Linked DNA regions of Mus musculus: region 2 is linked to region 1. A link is a loop called in an ENCODE intact Hi-C map of the cell type or tissue named here. Cell type or tissue: gastrocnemius. All regions are shown on one strand. Links, peaks and the distances in the headings refer to the core of each region. The heading gives the core; the rest is flanking DNA.

The links. Hi-C counts contacts between places; a loop is a spot of excess contacts. Peaks named below come from ENCODE experiments on the same cell type or tissue, not always from the same donor. Only the 100,000 strongest peaks of a DNase experiment are listed, where the experiment ranks them.
Region 2: a loop joins it to region 1, with 5 times the contacts of the local background. A loop is called at or near these places in 20 of 42 quality-filtered maps.

Annotation. Positions count from the first base shown.
Region 1 is chr9:62,283,015-62,290,672 of GRCm38, forward strand. No RefSeq gene overlaps it. Among named protein-coding and RNA genes, the nearest start is that of Spesp1, 4.7 kb to the left of the region's middle. In gastrocnemius, for the core only: a CTCF peak has its summit at 4,134 (motif pointing right); a DNase peak (open chromatin) is centred at 4,139; H3K27ac peaks cover 589 bases.
Region 2 is chr9:62,773,423-62,781,080 of GRCm38, forward strand. It overlaps Itga11 (integrin alpha 11), which reads left to right. Exons shown (of 30, transcript NM_176922.5): 25 at 655-768; 26 at 876-962; 27 at 3,191-3,301; 28 at 3,432-3,527. Among named protein-coding and RNA genes, the nearest start is that of Fem1b, 34 kb to the right of the region's middle. In gastrocnemius, for the core only: a CTCF peak has its summit at 4,253 (motif pointing left); DNase peaks (open chromatin) are centred at 3,234, 4,259 and 5,521.

The DNA of each region.
Region 1 (7,658 bases), core at 1,692-5,691:
TTTTTTTGGAGTTATAGTCATGTGGCTACTCAATTCTATATGTGGGTTAAAATCTGTAGAACTATACTTTTTTTTCTGTATGATTAATCATTAAAACTCACATGTAATGAAATGTCTGTCTTAGAAACAAGGAACTTAGATTCCAGTCTGAGACAATGGGGGGATGCTTCAATGTTCTGAGCTAAGGAAGGCTGAGATTAGATGACAGCGGTAAAAAGCTTAGACTCATTGTAGAGACCAGAAGATGTCAAAGAAGGCAGAGTAGAGGCAAGGTCTAGTGAGGAGACTCGGGGGTACTGCTGAGGGCCTGGACTCCTGGGAGCAGACAATTCGGAGCATGTGATCATGTCTGAGACATGTAGAGTTAAAATCAGTAAGACTGTGCTTAGAGAGGTGGAGACAGGATCAAGGGTTGAAGTCTAGGCCAGCTCCATGTCTTAGCTATTGTGATTACAAAGCAATCAATATGTGTGTGTAAGTCTGTCTGTGGCATGCTGACTTCAGGTACACACCCAGGGATGGAATAGTTGATTGTATGGTAGTTCCATTTTTTAAAAACAAACAAAGAAACAAAAATTGTGTGTGGTGCCAGAGAGGTGGCTCAGTAGGTAAGAGCACTGGCAGCTCTTCCAGAGATCCTGAGTTCAATTCCCAGCAACCACATCAAGGTGGCTCATAACCATCTGTAATGTTATCCCATTCCCTCTTCTGGTGTGTCTGAAGAGAGCGACAGTATACTCACATACATAAAAATAAATAAATAAATAAATAAATCTTAAAAAATATACTTGAAAGCCAACCTAGGCTACATGAGACACTGTCTCAAAAATAATAAAGATTAGGGAATTGTTTAAATGTGGAGGAGGAGAAAATAGGAGACGATGCCCAGATTTCTGGCTAGATCATTAGGGTTTTTTGATGAACATTTACTGAAATGTGCAATGTAGGTACGTACGGAGGTGGAGAAGGATAAAGAATTTTGTGCTCCATGCTGTTAAGGTAAGGATGGGCTTGGGACCTCTGACCGGAGTGGTCTATCCCGTGAGGAGTTGGATGTAGGCCAGGAAGAAAGCTGAAGCAGAGGTTGAGTTATAGGCGTGAACATTTGGTAGCAGAGCTGTCTGAGATAGATCAAGAAAGATGGGCAGATGGAGCAGACCCTGGTCCTAGGATGGATCGCCAGGAGACAGGCAGGCTAGAGAGGACACAGTGGAGAGGGAAGGATTCCAGAGAATGGTGGTGGTAAGGAACCCGAGAGGCACACTGTGGAGGAGTCTCAGACTGTTGAACTTCTGAAAAGACAGATGGGGGAGGGGGGCAGAAGGAAGAGGGGGGAGGCAGACACAAAGACAGGCTTAGGCCTAGCATCAGCTACAGGCCCTTGACAGGAACAGTTTCGGTGAAGTGGTTTGGGAAGAAGCCAGGCCAGGCTGAGTCAAGGGATGAGTAAGAGGTAACGAAGTCGTGACAGCTTGCACGGTGCTGTTTCAGGCTTGGTTCGTGAGTCTTCGAGGCTCCCCAGCAGTGCTCACCCCAAATATAGCAGCATGCTGGAACCAAACAGTTGGGACTGTTTGGAAAGCAACTTGGAATATGTAACAAAAGCAGTAACATAATACACACACTGTGATATAAATTCTATAACACAGATTCAGGGAGAGAACGTAGGTCCTAAGATAACCGTAGCTTGTAATACAGAGACAGTCAAATCCAAAGAAAATATGGACCTAAGGTTCCTACTCCCTACCCCCATCACCTGTTGAAATCCCAGCTCTCGCCAAGATGAGAAGGCGATGGAGCTTTTGAGAGATGAATACCTTCACGAGTGAGATTGGTACCCTAAAACAGAGACCCCAGAGGTTCTGTGGGAGGACACTGGATGACAGTCATCTGTGAAGAAGGTGGCTTCCACCAGACACCAAATCAACTCTCCCACCTCCCAGTAGTTGAAATAAATTGTTGTTTCAATCACCTGGCCTGTGGTGTTATTTGGTACAACAGCCTGAACAAATCGAACCAGGCAAACTACGTTTGTCGAGTAGAATACTGTGCAACCAGGGGCTGGGGAAGTGACTGAGCTGGGAAAGTCCTTACTATGTGAGCCTGGGGACCTTTGTGCTGATCCTCTGTATACATGTAGAAAGCCAGGTGTCACCACCTGGTGTCAGTAACTATAACCCCAGAAGTGGGGAAGTGGGGACAGGAGGATCCCTGGAGCTTGCTAGCCAGCCAGTCTAGACAAACCAGACAGCTCGGTGAGCAACCCTGTCTCAGTAAGTAAGGTGGAGACTGACACGTGGTCTCCATGTGCAGGAGCACACATGTATTCAAATGCACACATGCACACACACTTACGGGCACACACATATGAAAATAGAAGATACACATAGGCGTGGAGTGTGCTAAAACATTCTATTTTGGTTTTCAGTGAGCCAGGAAAGGTTCTATCTACTCTCTTCTGCTGTCTCAGCCTAAGATTTTCCGTAGACACCATCTTTAGATGGACATAGCTCATCCAAAGTTTGTATGTATTGCACTTATTCCTTCTCTCAGTCCAGTAGATTGGGGTAAATCTGGTTAGCCAGACACACACGTGTCTCTCTAGACGAAGATGCACACTCAGGAAGTCCTTCATCACACACTGCCCAGTGACCACCCCGTGTTCTCCGGGCTATAAGTGAGCTGAGAAGGTCACACTGGAGCCTTTGCCTACTCAGTAGCAATGCATCTTTCACACCCTTACATCAAATGTCACTTCCACCCCTTGCTTGGTCCGGTGCTTGGAAAGATAAGTCAATCTTAGTACTTACAGAATGAATGCATCTGTGGCTCAGGAGTTAAGAGCACTTCCTGTTCTTCCTGAGGCCCTGGCACCCACATCGGGAGGCTCACAATCAGCTGTAACTCCAGCTCCAGGTGATCTGTGAGCTCTGCAAACACCCACAGAGCATGTACACATACCCACACACACACACATAAGTGAAAATAAAAATAAACCCTTTTTTAAAAATGAATGTGCACATGATTGAGTGAGCTCCCTCTCCCTCCCTCACCTTCTTGTATGTGTGCAGCACACCTGTGAGTGTGAGTGTGAGTGTGAGTGTGAGGTTCACCATCTGGAGGCCACAGCAGGAGACCTAGCTTGCTTTCTGTTACTGTGATAAAACATTGGCTGAAAGCAACTTGGAGAGGAAAGGGTTTATTTGGCTTTCAAATTACCACCCATTCTTGAAAAAAGATATAGCAAGAACTCAGGCCAGGAACTGAAACAGAAGCCATGGGGAAAGGCTGCTCACTGTCTTGCTCATCGTGGCTTAGCCTGCTTTCTTATACAACCCAGGACCATCTACCATGAGATAGCACCACCCATAATAGGCTGCCCCAAGAAGCTGTCCCATAGAGATGCCCACAGAAAATCTGATAGAGACAGTTCTTCATTTGAGATTCCCTCTTTCCAGTGGACCCAAGTTTATGTCAAGCTGACCAAAACTAACCAGAATAGCATATCTTCCTCTATCATTCTCTGCTGAATTGCTTTTGAGACCGAGTCTCTCACTAAACTGGAAGCTCATTGGTCTAGCCTGGCTCTTCCTCCCAGTTCTGAAGGTACAGCCATATGCAGCCATGCCTGGATTTTTTTTCTTTTTTTTTTTTTTTAAGATTTATTTATTTTAATTATATGTGAGTACACTGTAGCTGTCTTCAGACACTCTAGAAAAGGATGTCAGATTGCATTACAGGTGGTTGTTAGCCACCATGTGGCTGCTGGGAATTGAACTCAGGACCTTTGGAAGAGCAGTGAGTGCTCTAACCACTGAGCCATCTCTCCAGCCCATGCCTGGCTTTTTATGTGAGCTGGGGTTTCAAACTCAGGCCCTCATGCTTGAAGAGTGTTTTATCCATGGAGCCATCCATGTCTCCATTCATCCTTCCATCCATCCACTCAACCACCCTAATAATACTTTTAAAGACACTCTCTCTAAGATATATGTAATGTCTAGTGTCTCATCCCTATAACTTCATAGAAAGCTGAGGCAGAAAAATTTGCTTGAGGGATGAGTTCAGCCTGAGAGGAAGACAAAAGATGCTCTCTAGGACAATCACAGGTTCTGGCAGAGAAGTAATTTCACCACATGAGGGCAGCAGAGCCTCACTAATGAGTGGACGGGAGTTGCCTGCTAACTTCTGAGCACCTGCTGCTGAGAATCTAGAAACTGGCCTTTAATTTTGCTACACTGTAGCAATAAATGCTTTGCTATTTATTGTGCATTTAGTTTTCATGCTTCCCATTCTAAATACAACAAATATCACACAGCAATATTTTAAACAATTCAATAAGAATAATTTAACAGGTCTCTGCATGTTGAAAGTATTTTCCCCGCTGTAGGCTGGTTTGAGGAATGCTGTCCTTGTCTCCGGTTCCAGTGCAGCCGCTCTGCACACAGGCCAGGACTGAAATCAGCTTACAAAACCACACCCATCTTGGGGCACAATAGAGTGCTAGGCTGCCTCTGGAAAATGCCCTGTTTTGCCAGGTTCTGACACCTAGTTAGGCAAATGGGGGTTTTGTTTTCTTCCTTTACTTACTATAGAGGACTTGAAATTGTCTCTGTGGAACATTTTTGTTTGCTTTAAAGAGATTCATTTAATGTTATGTGTATAGCTACTTTGCCTGCGTGTATTTGTATGTCAGAAAAGGGCAGAGGAAGGCACTGGATCCTCTAGAACCGAAGTTGCAGATGATGGCAAGCCTGCTGGGAACTGAGCTTGAATCCTCTCCTTTGTAAGGTCAGCCAGTGCTTTTCACCACTGAGCCAGCTCCCCAGATGTCAAGCACTGAGCCAACTCTCCAGCCTTAACCGAGCTAGTTCTCTGGCCCCGTGGAATGATTTTAATAAACTGTAAAGAGGATGGGTGTAGCTGAAAGGAGTTGCAAGCATGTGGTCCTTGGCATACTTTTAGCTCCATCCAGGAAGACTCTGACATTGTGGCTGTTAGTGTCAGACCTCATGACAGTCTAAGGGTGAAGCTGGTGACCCAAAGATGTGTTGTAAGTCTCCACGAAGCTCCCCACCTGGATGAATTTCAAAGGAGTCCTCAACACAAGTTCAGTTAGAAACTCATTTAACTTCTGAAGAATAAAATACACACAGATAAGACCTCTTTCTCTCTCTGGTGTGTGTGTTGGTGTGTGTGTTTTGCTGCCCCACAGGCTTTTTTGTATGCCTGACTAAGTTCAAGCTCTATAAGTATGAAGTGTTAAAGATTATATGGAATTTTCTGGCAGGTGCCACCAAATCAAATGGAAGATAATTTTATATAAAACAGGGTTTCAGAGCTGTGAGGATGACTCAGTCAGCAAAGTGCTTACAGCTCAGGCATAAGGACATGAGTCCAGTCCCCAGCAGCCACATGAGCATGGTATTGTGCATTTGTCACCTCAGCACTGGGGAGGTGAGAACAGGTAGCTCTCTGGGCAGCCAGCTTAGCCTAGCCATCAAGGTCCGGGTCTCAATGAGAGTGCCTGTCTTAAAAAGAGAGGTGCATGGCTCCTGGGGAATAACAGCTGAGACTGACCTTGTTTTTCACACACATGTGCACCTACACACACACACAAACACACACACACACACACACACACAGAGGAATACAAACACACACACATATGCACCTACACACACACAGAATGACTTTCAGTGGGGCTGTAAGTGTGGTGCTGTTGGTGGAGGGAATCAGTTCAGCTAGTTAAGTCCTTATGAACTCTAGTTACTCATCAGCTCCTATCTCCACCAGTAGTTGCACCTTGACATGTGCTAATATAAGATTTTTTTGGCCTTTGAATTGGCCAGAATAGACTCATTGCTAGACACATTAGAGAAACGGGAGTTTATCATATACAGAACAAACAGCTAATCAGGCCATTTACTCACAACTCCAGTAACCACGTATAAACTCTTTACCAGCTTGAAACATCAGTAATTGAGAAAGGTATAAAAACAAAAAAACAAAAAAACAAAAAAACAAAAAAAAACCAAACAGGGCTGGTGAGATGGCTCAGTGGGTAAGAGCACCCGACTGCTCTTCTGAAGGTCTGAAGTTCAAATCCCAGCAACCACATGGTGGCTCACAACCATCCATAATGAGATCTGACTCCGTCTTCTGGAGTGTCTAAAGACAGCTACAGTGTACTTACATATAATAAAAAATAAATAAATCTTTATAAAAAAATAAGTATTGCTCTGAGAGTTAGCTCAGTGAGGGAGTACCTGCCTAGCATATGAGGTGCGAGAAACCTCACTACCTACACAGCTGTGTTGTCACAAATGGTGTCATTTCTCCCTTAAAGCAAACCCTGAAAGTTAAATATCACACATGCACACACTCACACTACACGGGAATCCAGAGCAGTTAAAACACTCTCTCACACACCGGCTTAAACAATAGCAGCTGGTTCCCTTGCAAATCCTGAGCCTAGGAAACCAAGATCAAAGTGTTTAGTTCCTACTGACACCTTTCTCCATGGCTCTTCTCGTGTCTCCTCATGATCCTTCCTCTGCATGCCTGTGCTTTTGTATCTTATACAAAGACACAGACCACTTGGGAGGCTCAAGCAGGAGTAGGTTGGAGGCCAGCATGGGCTACATAGTGTGTTACACAGCAGCCATGGATAGAGAGACCCTGTCTCCGGAGAAAAGGGGAGCAGAAGGCGTAGGCAGAGGGAAAGCTGGAAAGGGAGGAGAAGACTGGGGAGGGGAGAGGGGGAGAGAGCCCACTGGTCATTTAAGATTGAGAGCTCACCCACAGGACTTACTTCTCATTTTACTTTGATTGCTTCTCTTAAAGACCCCATCAGTGGTACTGGAGATTAGGGCTTTGTGTATAAATTTTGAGGAGACATAGTTCAGCCCATCACACAGCCCCAGTGGGATCTGGGAGCTTGGCCACGACCTTCCTCCCACAAAAATCAAGACATTCATCAAGGGCTCTTAAAGATGAACAAGGAGACCAGAAGTGTACCTAGGGCCCAGAGAGATGCAGGGTGCAGAGGGAGGGGCCTGGTGTGACCTGAGGATGCTTCAAGTCTACCCAGAGTGCTTAAGAAGGTGAAGGCATAACAACTGGAGAGTTTGTCTAGAGACTACAGGACCTTCTGTCCAAGGTGGCTAGGAGGTAACAAGGTAGCCAGAATGACAGCCCTGTGATGTACTTGTATGGCAGGAAAGAGGGAACAGAAGGAGCTGGTGGAGGCTGGGAGGTGAGGCAGAAGCAGAGGCCACGGGGAAACCCTACCTATCAGCCCCAGCATGTGGAACGGGATGAGCACAATCTGGATACTATTGGGCAGTGGGAATCTCTAAGGAAAATGCAAAGACTGGAATATAAGGAGGCCATCATGATGTGCCTGGTGTCTCTGTGCCCTCACATGCCATGTCGAGACTCATGACAGGCACTAAATATTAGGACTCAATCAGTGCTTACAGAAGCCCACGCACGTATCAAAGTGGAGGCTCGTGACATCACGTCAGGAGTTCTATTCTTTTGGTCATGTGTTGATATGCAGCTAAAACAAAAGGAGGTAAGACATGCAATTAGAGCACATCTGTCACCTTCACAGTTAGAATAAACCGGCGTCAGGGCTACCCCTGTCCTGTCACAGC
Region 2 (7,658 bases), core at 2,291-6,290, 490 kb after region 1:
ACAGAGAAACCCTGTTTTGAAAAAACAAAATCAAAACAACAACAAAACAAGAGAACAGTGGTGTAAACACATCAAGGTTTCCTCTCCTCCCAGAGTTGTGGGCTTTACAGAGCCATTCAGGAATCTCACTACATCCCAGACATGAATCTCAGCTTCATCTCTTAGCTCAAGATGGCTGCAGCTCCACCCACCCTTTCAGCCCAGGCCACAAGAAAGCAGAGAGAAAGCAGCTCGTCCCTTCCTGCTAAGGGCATCCCAGCATCCCATATCTGCAGCTACCTCTCTAACATGGTGTTCTGCTGGGGAGGAAGCTGGGAGGGGTGGCTTTGATCTTGCTTCTGTCACTTAAGGAAGGAGAATGTAGACGACACACACTCATTTCGGCATTCTGCCCTGATTAGTGACCACAACACCTTCACTCCTAGTCTCCAGCAAGCACCCCCTGACAAGAGGACTCTGTAGTCATAGAAGTCATTGATCTCCAGGCTCATTACCCATTGATCATACTCCAGGGTCTCAGAGCCCATCTTTCGGTACTGTCTTGCTTCCAAGCACCCAGGGCCTGCTGAGGCCTGTCCTCAGAGCTGACTGGCTCCTGCAGGCTCCGCTGTCCCTATTCCTCGACTGCTACACTGTTCACTCCTCCTGCTGCAGGTGCAGAACCTGGGCTTTTTCCCCATCCACGGGGTGATGATGAAGATCACTGTGCCCATCGCCACCAGGGGTGGCAACCGCCTGCTGATGTTGAGGGACTTCTTCACCGACCAGGTAGCTGTGTTCCCACATTCTGGGTGCTGACCCGTCTGGGTGGAGGAAGAAAGGGGGAGCTGCGAGTGAGACTCAGAATTGTGCATATGTGTGTGCCTCCCATGCAGGGCAACACATCCTGTAACATCTGGGGGAACAGCACAGAGTACAGGAGTACCCCAACTGAGGAAGATCTGAGCCATGCCCCACAGAGGGTGAGTGTCTCTAAGCCAAGAGCCAAGGGATGTGGTTAGAGTGCCTCCCCATTCCAGGGGCCTCTCTCTTGGCCAAGTGTCTATCAATAAGAGTTGATTAAGGAGTGGCCATCAGTGAGATGGTCCATGGTGTAAAGGACTGTGCCACCAAGATGGCCACTTGAGTTCCATCCCTGGTTCTCTCTCTCTCTCTCTCTCTCTCTCTCTCTCTCTCAGGGGGAGTGGGGGTGTGCATGTGTGTCTATCTCTGTCTCTGTCTCTGTCTCTTTCTCTGTCTTGGTTTGTCTCTCTCACACATACAAACATTTTTAAAATGTAACTTAAAAATAGCTTATTGATCTGGAGTTGGAAAGAGGGGTTAACAGGAGTCTTAAGAGGGCAAGAGAGGAGCCGGGCGGTGGTGGCTCACACCTTTAATCCCAGCACTTGGGAGGCAGAGGTAGGCGGATTTCTGAGTTCGAGGCCAGCCTGGTCTACAAAGTAAGTTCCAGGACAGCCAGGGCTATACAGAGAAACCCTGTCTTGGAAAAAAAAAAAAAAAAAAAAAAAAAAAAAAAAAAAAAAAAAAAAGAGGGCAAGAAGAGAGGAGGCTGGAGAGATGGCTCGGTGATTAAGAGCTCCGACTGCTCTTCCAGAGGTCCTGAGTTCAATTCCCAGCAACCACATGGTGACTCACAACCATCTGTAATGGGATCTGATGCCCTCTTCTGGTGTGTCTGAAGACAGCTATAATTGTACTCGTGTACATAAAATAAATAAATAAATCTTTAAAAAAAAAAACTAAAAAGAGGGCAGGAGAGGGTAATGAATATGACCCAAATATAATATACACATGCATGTACAGGTCACAATGAGACCCAATGTAATGTATAGATAATATATGCTTAGTGAAAAACATTTTTTGAGACAGGGTCTCACTGGATAGCTCAAGCTGTCCTGGAACTCACTCTATAGACCAGGCTGGCCTCGAACTCACAGAGATCTGCCTGCCTCTGCCTTCAGAGTGCTGGTATTAAAAAGTGTGCACCACCACTGCCCAGTATAAAAAAAAACACTTAAAAAATAATTTATTAAGCGAAATGTGATACATGGAGTCCTGGGTCCGATCCCTAACACCACATAAACAGTATGTACTGGGTAGGCTCAGCCAGGAGGATCAGCTGGACAAAACAGGCATAGCCTGTGCATGGGGGAGGGGGAGGGAGAGAAAAAGAAACGTTTTGAATTCCTACGTGTGCCCAGCAGCTTTGTTCAGTGAGTCAGCTCTCATTTCTCCAAACAAACATGAAGCACTTAAAATTTTTTCACATGCATTCTTGTGTGTGTGTGTGTGTGTGTGTGTGTGTGTGTGTGTGCAGGTGCTATGGCAGCCATGTGGAGGTCAGAGGTCAACTTGCAGGAGTTACTTCTTCCATCATCTGAGTTCTCAGGGTTCAAACTCAGGTCATCAGACTTGGTGGCATCCGGGTTACAAGTACCTTTGCCCACTGAGCAATCCTGGCAGCCCCACACAGTATTTTGAAACCTGCTGCACTTCACCCATGATTTGGGTAGAGTTGGGAGGGCACAAGACTACCTCAAAAATAATTTTACCTTAATAAAGTTCAGATGCTCCAAGATGAAGATTTATGCACTTTTCCATCTGTCTCTGCCACTTTTTCCAAACACTCCAAAACAAGTTGTTTTTCCTGACATGTTACCCTGGCTCTGGCCACCAGGGCAGTAGAAACAGAATTGATGGCAGGTGTGTGTGTGTGTGTGAGAGAGAGAGGTTGGAATTGTCTTGATCCTGAATATGACACTTGCTCTGGGTATGTGCATGTGTGTACACATGATTGATTGATTGATTGATTGGGACACTCTCCGGAAGTTTGATTGCCTGCAATACTTTTCTCTATCTATTGTGACTTACTGCACTGTCATTTAGTTATCGTTTAGCTTGTTTATATGGTGATTTCCAAGTCCTCAGTGTTGAGTGGAGGTTCTGATCCTGGGACACTGGTCGTTATACACAACTTCAAATCTGGCCTCCTTGCTTTGTATTCTCGGTGTCCCTCGTGTCCCCACATACCTCTATCCTTGTCCCAGCCATCTGCTTCCCAGATGGTCCAGCCTCGGGTCGGCTTCCCTTTCCCAGTTGGTCCAGCCTCAGGCCTGTCTGATGGCCCAAGCTCACATTCTAGGCCACTGGCCTCCAGCCCCCGCCCATCCCGACAACTCTCTTCCAGAATCACAGCAACTCCGACGTGGTCTCCATCATCTGCAACCTGAGGCTGGCCCCCAGCCAGGAGACCAGCTTCTACCTGGTGGGAAACCTGTGGCTGACATCTCTGAAAGCAGTAAGTTAGACCCTCAGCAGGACTGGAAGGAAGGGAGGAGGTGGCTGTGGGGGGAGTCTCCAACCTGGGGCTGCCTGAGAGGGAACAGAGGCTCCCAGAGCCGGCTCTGAAGAAGGCCCTGGTCTTACAGCTCAAGTACAGGTCTCTGAAGATCACAGTCAACGCCGCCTTGCAGAGGCAGTTCCACAGCCCCTTCATCTTCCGAGAGGAAGACCCTAGCCGCCAGGTGAGCTCCAGGGAGTCCAAAACCGGGAGGGGGGGAATGGGGGGGGACGACAGGTGTAGCATTCAGGAAATGCTAGGATGTAATCCTAGCATTCAGGAAATGAAGACAAATCCTTGGTCTTTTTCACTAGCTAGCCTAGCTCCAGGTCAGTGAAAGACTATCAAAAGAAAAAAAAAAAAAGCACTCGTGCAAACACACACACATACATATACACACCACACACACACACACACACGCAGAGCAGACTGGCAAGAGACCAGACTCAAGCATTGGCGTGGTACCTCAGCGTGCTAGGCTCTGTGCTGTGGGAAAAAATAAAGAGACGCCTGTGTGTCTCACAGAGTTTCACACAGAGGATACTGAGACCACACACCCACACCCATGAACCTAAAGGGTGGCTCCCTGATTGGCTGCCCCACAGTGAAGTTGTCTTGGGCTTGCTGGTGGAGCCTGAACTTGCATCCCTCCCTTGCCTAGAGACTCAGCTCTAAAGGAGTGCAAGCAGCAATGGGTGTGGTAAGGGTGAGGGCAGGATTTAGAGGGCTCCGTGCTGGGCTCTTTTTTAACTAGACAAAACCACATAGGCCAGCATTACCTTGACTTCCAGACAGAGAAAAAGAGGTGAGGCTTTGAGAGATAGCTACTGTCCTAAACAAGTCGGGTCTTAGAGAACAATTAGGGCTTGTGTAAACGGGGCAGCTGGGAGTAGGGCTTTGCTGCCCCCTACTGTTCATATCTCAGAAGTGCTGGTTGAGCTGTAGGCTCTGGCCACTCACCTATACACCTCAGGAGATGCTGGGTTAAACAAACAGGCATAAAGGAGAAGAGGGGAAAAAGGCAGGCTTGGCAAAGGGACACCATCAGGCTGTTTCGGTAATTGCACCCTTCCAGGCATAGAACATCACGGGTCAAGGCCCAGAAGCAGTTCTCAGGGATTCTCCTAAGAACTGTGGTAACTGAGGGTTAGCCCCACATCCTGGTGGTCTGTCCCACCCTGGGGCCCCAGCCTAAGCCTTGAATCTCCTGACACCTCTGCCCCTCTGAGGGAAAGGGCACCAGCTACCTCCTTTCAACCATGTGTTTCTTCATTCTGCATGGGATGGGGGTCCATCCCTTTCCCCAGCCCCCAGCCTGGGCGGCAGATTCATAAGCAGTTGAACACAGTAGTAACCAAGCATGGGAGAAGTCAGGAAGTGCGGCCATGCTGAGGGAAGCAGATGGACAGAGTGGCCAGGGAGCCGTTTCTGGAGATGGCCCTGGGTAGTAATTCTTCAAAGATGTGTCAAGTGTCAGGAAGCCCCTCCCCCGTTAACCATCCCTCCCCCCCCCCCATGAGTATCTCTGTTTTGTTTAGTTTTCTAGTTTTTGAGACAGGGTTTCTGTATAGCCTTGGCTGTCCCAGAACTCACTCTGTAGACCAGGATGGTCTCAAACTCAGGGATCCTCCTGCCTCTGTCTCCCCAGTGCTGGGAATAAAGGCATGCGCCACCACCACCACCTGGTTATCTCTTAGGTGAACTTTCTTCCTAGCCCAAGATGCCCTCAAAAAAAAAAAAATCCTATTGTACTGAGCGTGTCACTTGTAGTAGGTTATATAGTGCCCAGCATGGCTAGGTCAGTGGGCAAGGAAGGCAGCACAAAGGCCCACCCAGCCTTTGGGGATGAAGCAGAAACCATGGAAGGGTTGAGCCCTGTGCACACGCAAGCAGACCCACCGCACACCTCGAAGGCTTAACCCCTGCCTCTGTCTCAGAGGGAAAGCTGAGACTGTGTGAGGTGAGGCCTGAGTAGTGACCTGCCCAGAGTTGCCTAGGGAGTAATGTGAATGGTCCACCACCCAGCTAGCTGCTGTGGCTGTTTCTGCCTCACTCCATGCTCTGGAGACAGAGCAGGGGGCCAAGCTGAGAAGCCCCACTCAACTCAGGCCACCCCTGGCAGTGTTCTGTTTTGTTTTCTGGCTTCTTTCCCAGAAAGAAATCCGCACTCAAGAGTGAAATTCAGATGGAGTGAACACAGTTTGCTCAGTTGAGTTCCACACAGGGAGGTTGGGGAGCACGTGTAGGTATCTGGGGGAGTCGGTCACTCAAGGGCAGAGAGAACAGCCCCGTGGTAGCACGGAAAGCGGGAGCAGAGTGAGGGGCAGCGGATGCGGTCAGCAAGGCGAGAAGGACCACTGCCCTCCAAATGCCATGAGAAGATGTGATGTTCTGAGCAGGGACCGCCGCTCTGTCATCCGAGGGAAAGTGTTCCTCATACTGCAAGCTGAGGACAGGCGGTGGGGGTGAGACTGAGGTAGGGAGGCTGATGCAGACTCCAGCAAAAGATGACAGGACCAGAGCCAGGAGGCAGGAGGGCTGGCCACGTTCTAGGGGTTTCTGGAGTAGAATGAGATGGTTTGCTGATGGGCGCCATTGGATGTAAAAGGATGGCAAGCTGGCATAAAGAGTGTCACCACGGGCTGCTAAGGAAGCCGTGGTGGAAACAGGTCTGGAGGTGAGGGGGTCACAGTCAGGTGAACAGCTGGATGATCCAGAACCTGGAGTGCAGAGGAAGACAGAAGTGAGAGCGAGGTCGAGAGCATAGTGAAGGCCACCTGGTGGGGCACGTTCACGGGGTCACGAGTGGGTCCCACAGCACCGAGGTCATCCTTCATTTGGAAAGAAAAAAGTCTGAAGAGGAACAGAAATAACCCAGGCTGAACTATGGTTTTTTGTTTGTTTGTTTGTTTTTTGTTTTTTTGTTGTTTGTTTGTTTTGTTTTGTTTTGTTGTTGTTTTTTGTTTTTTGTTTTTTTTGGTTTTTCAAGACAGGGTTTCTCTGTAGCCCTGGCTGTCCTGGACCTCACTTTGTAGACCAGGCTGGCCTCGAACTCAGAAATCTGCCTGCCTCTGCCTCTCAAGTGTTGGGATTAAAGGCGTGTGCCACCACGCCCAGCTATTTATTTTCTTTTTAAAAAACATTTATTTTATTGTTTAAAAATGTGTGTGTGTGTACACACATGTGGGAAGGTGCTTGCAGAAGTTAGAAGAGGGTATCAGATGCCCTGGAGCTGGAGATACAAGTGCCTATGACCTGCCCAAAGCGGGTCCTAGGCAGTACGCACACCATCTCTCCAGCCTCCTGTCTCCTTTTCTTTCTCTCTCTCCTCTCTCCTCACCCCTCTATCCTCTACCCTCTCCTCTTTCTCTCTCTCATCTCTCTCTCATCTCTCTCTCATCTCTCTCTCATCTCTCTCTCTCTCTCTCTCTCTCTCTCATCTCTCTCTCTCTCCCTTTCTTTCTGAATCAGGTTTTTTTGTAGTCCTAGCTGTCTTGGAATTCACTATATTTTGTTTTGTTTTTGTTTTGTTTTTGAGTCAGTTTCTTTGTAGTCCTGGCTATCCTGGAATTCACTATGTAAACACCACACTGGCCTAGAGCCCACAGATGTACCTGCCTCTACTCCCAAGTGCTGGGGTTAAAGTCATGTACCACTGTGCCCATTTTTTTTCTTCACCTAAGTTTAAAAGCAAGTCGAGGGCTTGGTGTACAGCTCTGGTGGGGGAACGCTTGTCTGGCATACACAAACCCTTGAGTTCAACCCCAGAACCATAGAAATCAAGAGTGTAGATGTCACCCTCTTGTGAAGTGGAGACAGAAGGGTCGGGAATTCGAGGGCTAGGGCTAGGTAGGGCTAGGAAAATGCCTCAGGTGTTTGCCTCACAAGCATGAAGGCTGGGTTCAGTTCCTATAGAGAGCAGCTGCTCATGGTGGTGCACACAGGTAAACCCACAGCTGGGCTTCAGAGATGGGAGACTCCTGGCACTTGCTAGCCTGGGGCTTGCTAGCCAGGCAGTCTAACCACATCAGCCAGCTCCAGGATCAGTGAGAGGCCCGGTCTCAAACACTGTTCTGGTGGAGAGTGACTGAGGAAGACATGTGATGTCAACCTCTGCCCACTACATGCACACACACGTGTGAGCACTTACACCCTGCAATAAAAACTAATGTTTAGGGAGCTGGAGAGATGGCTCAGCGGTTAAGAGCACTGACTGCTCTTCCAAAGGTTCTGAGCTCAATTCCCAGCAACCACATGGTGGCTCACAACCTTCTGCAGTGGGACTTGATGCTCTCTTCTGGTGTGTCTGAAGACA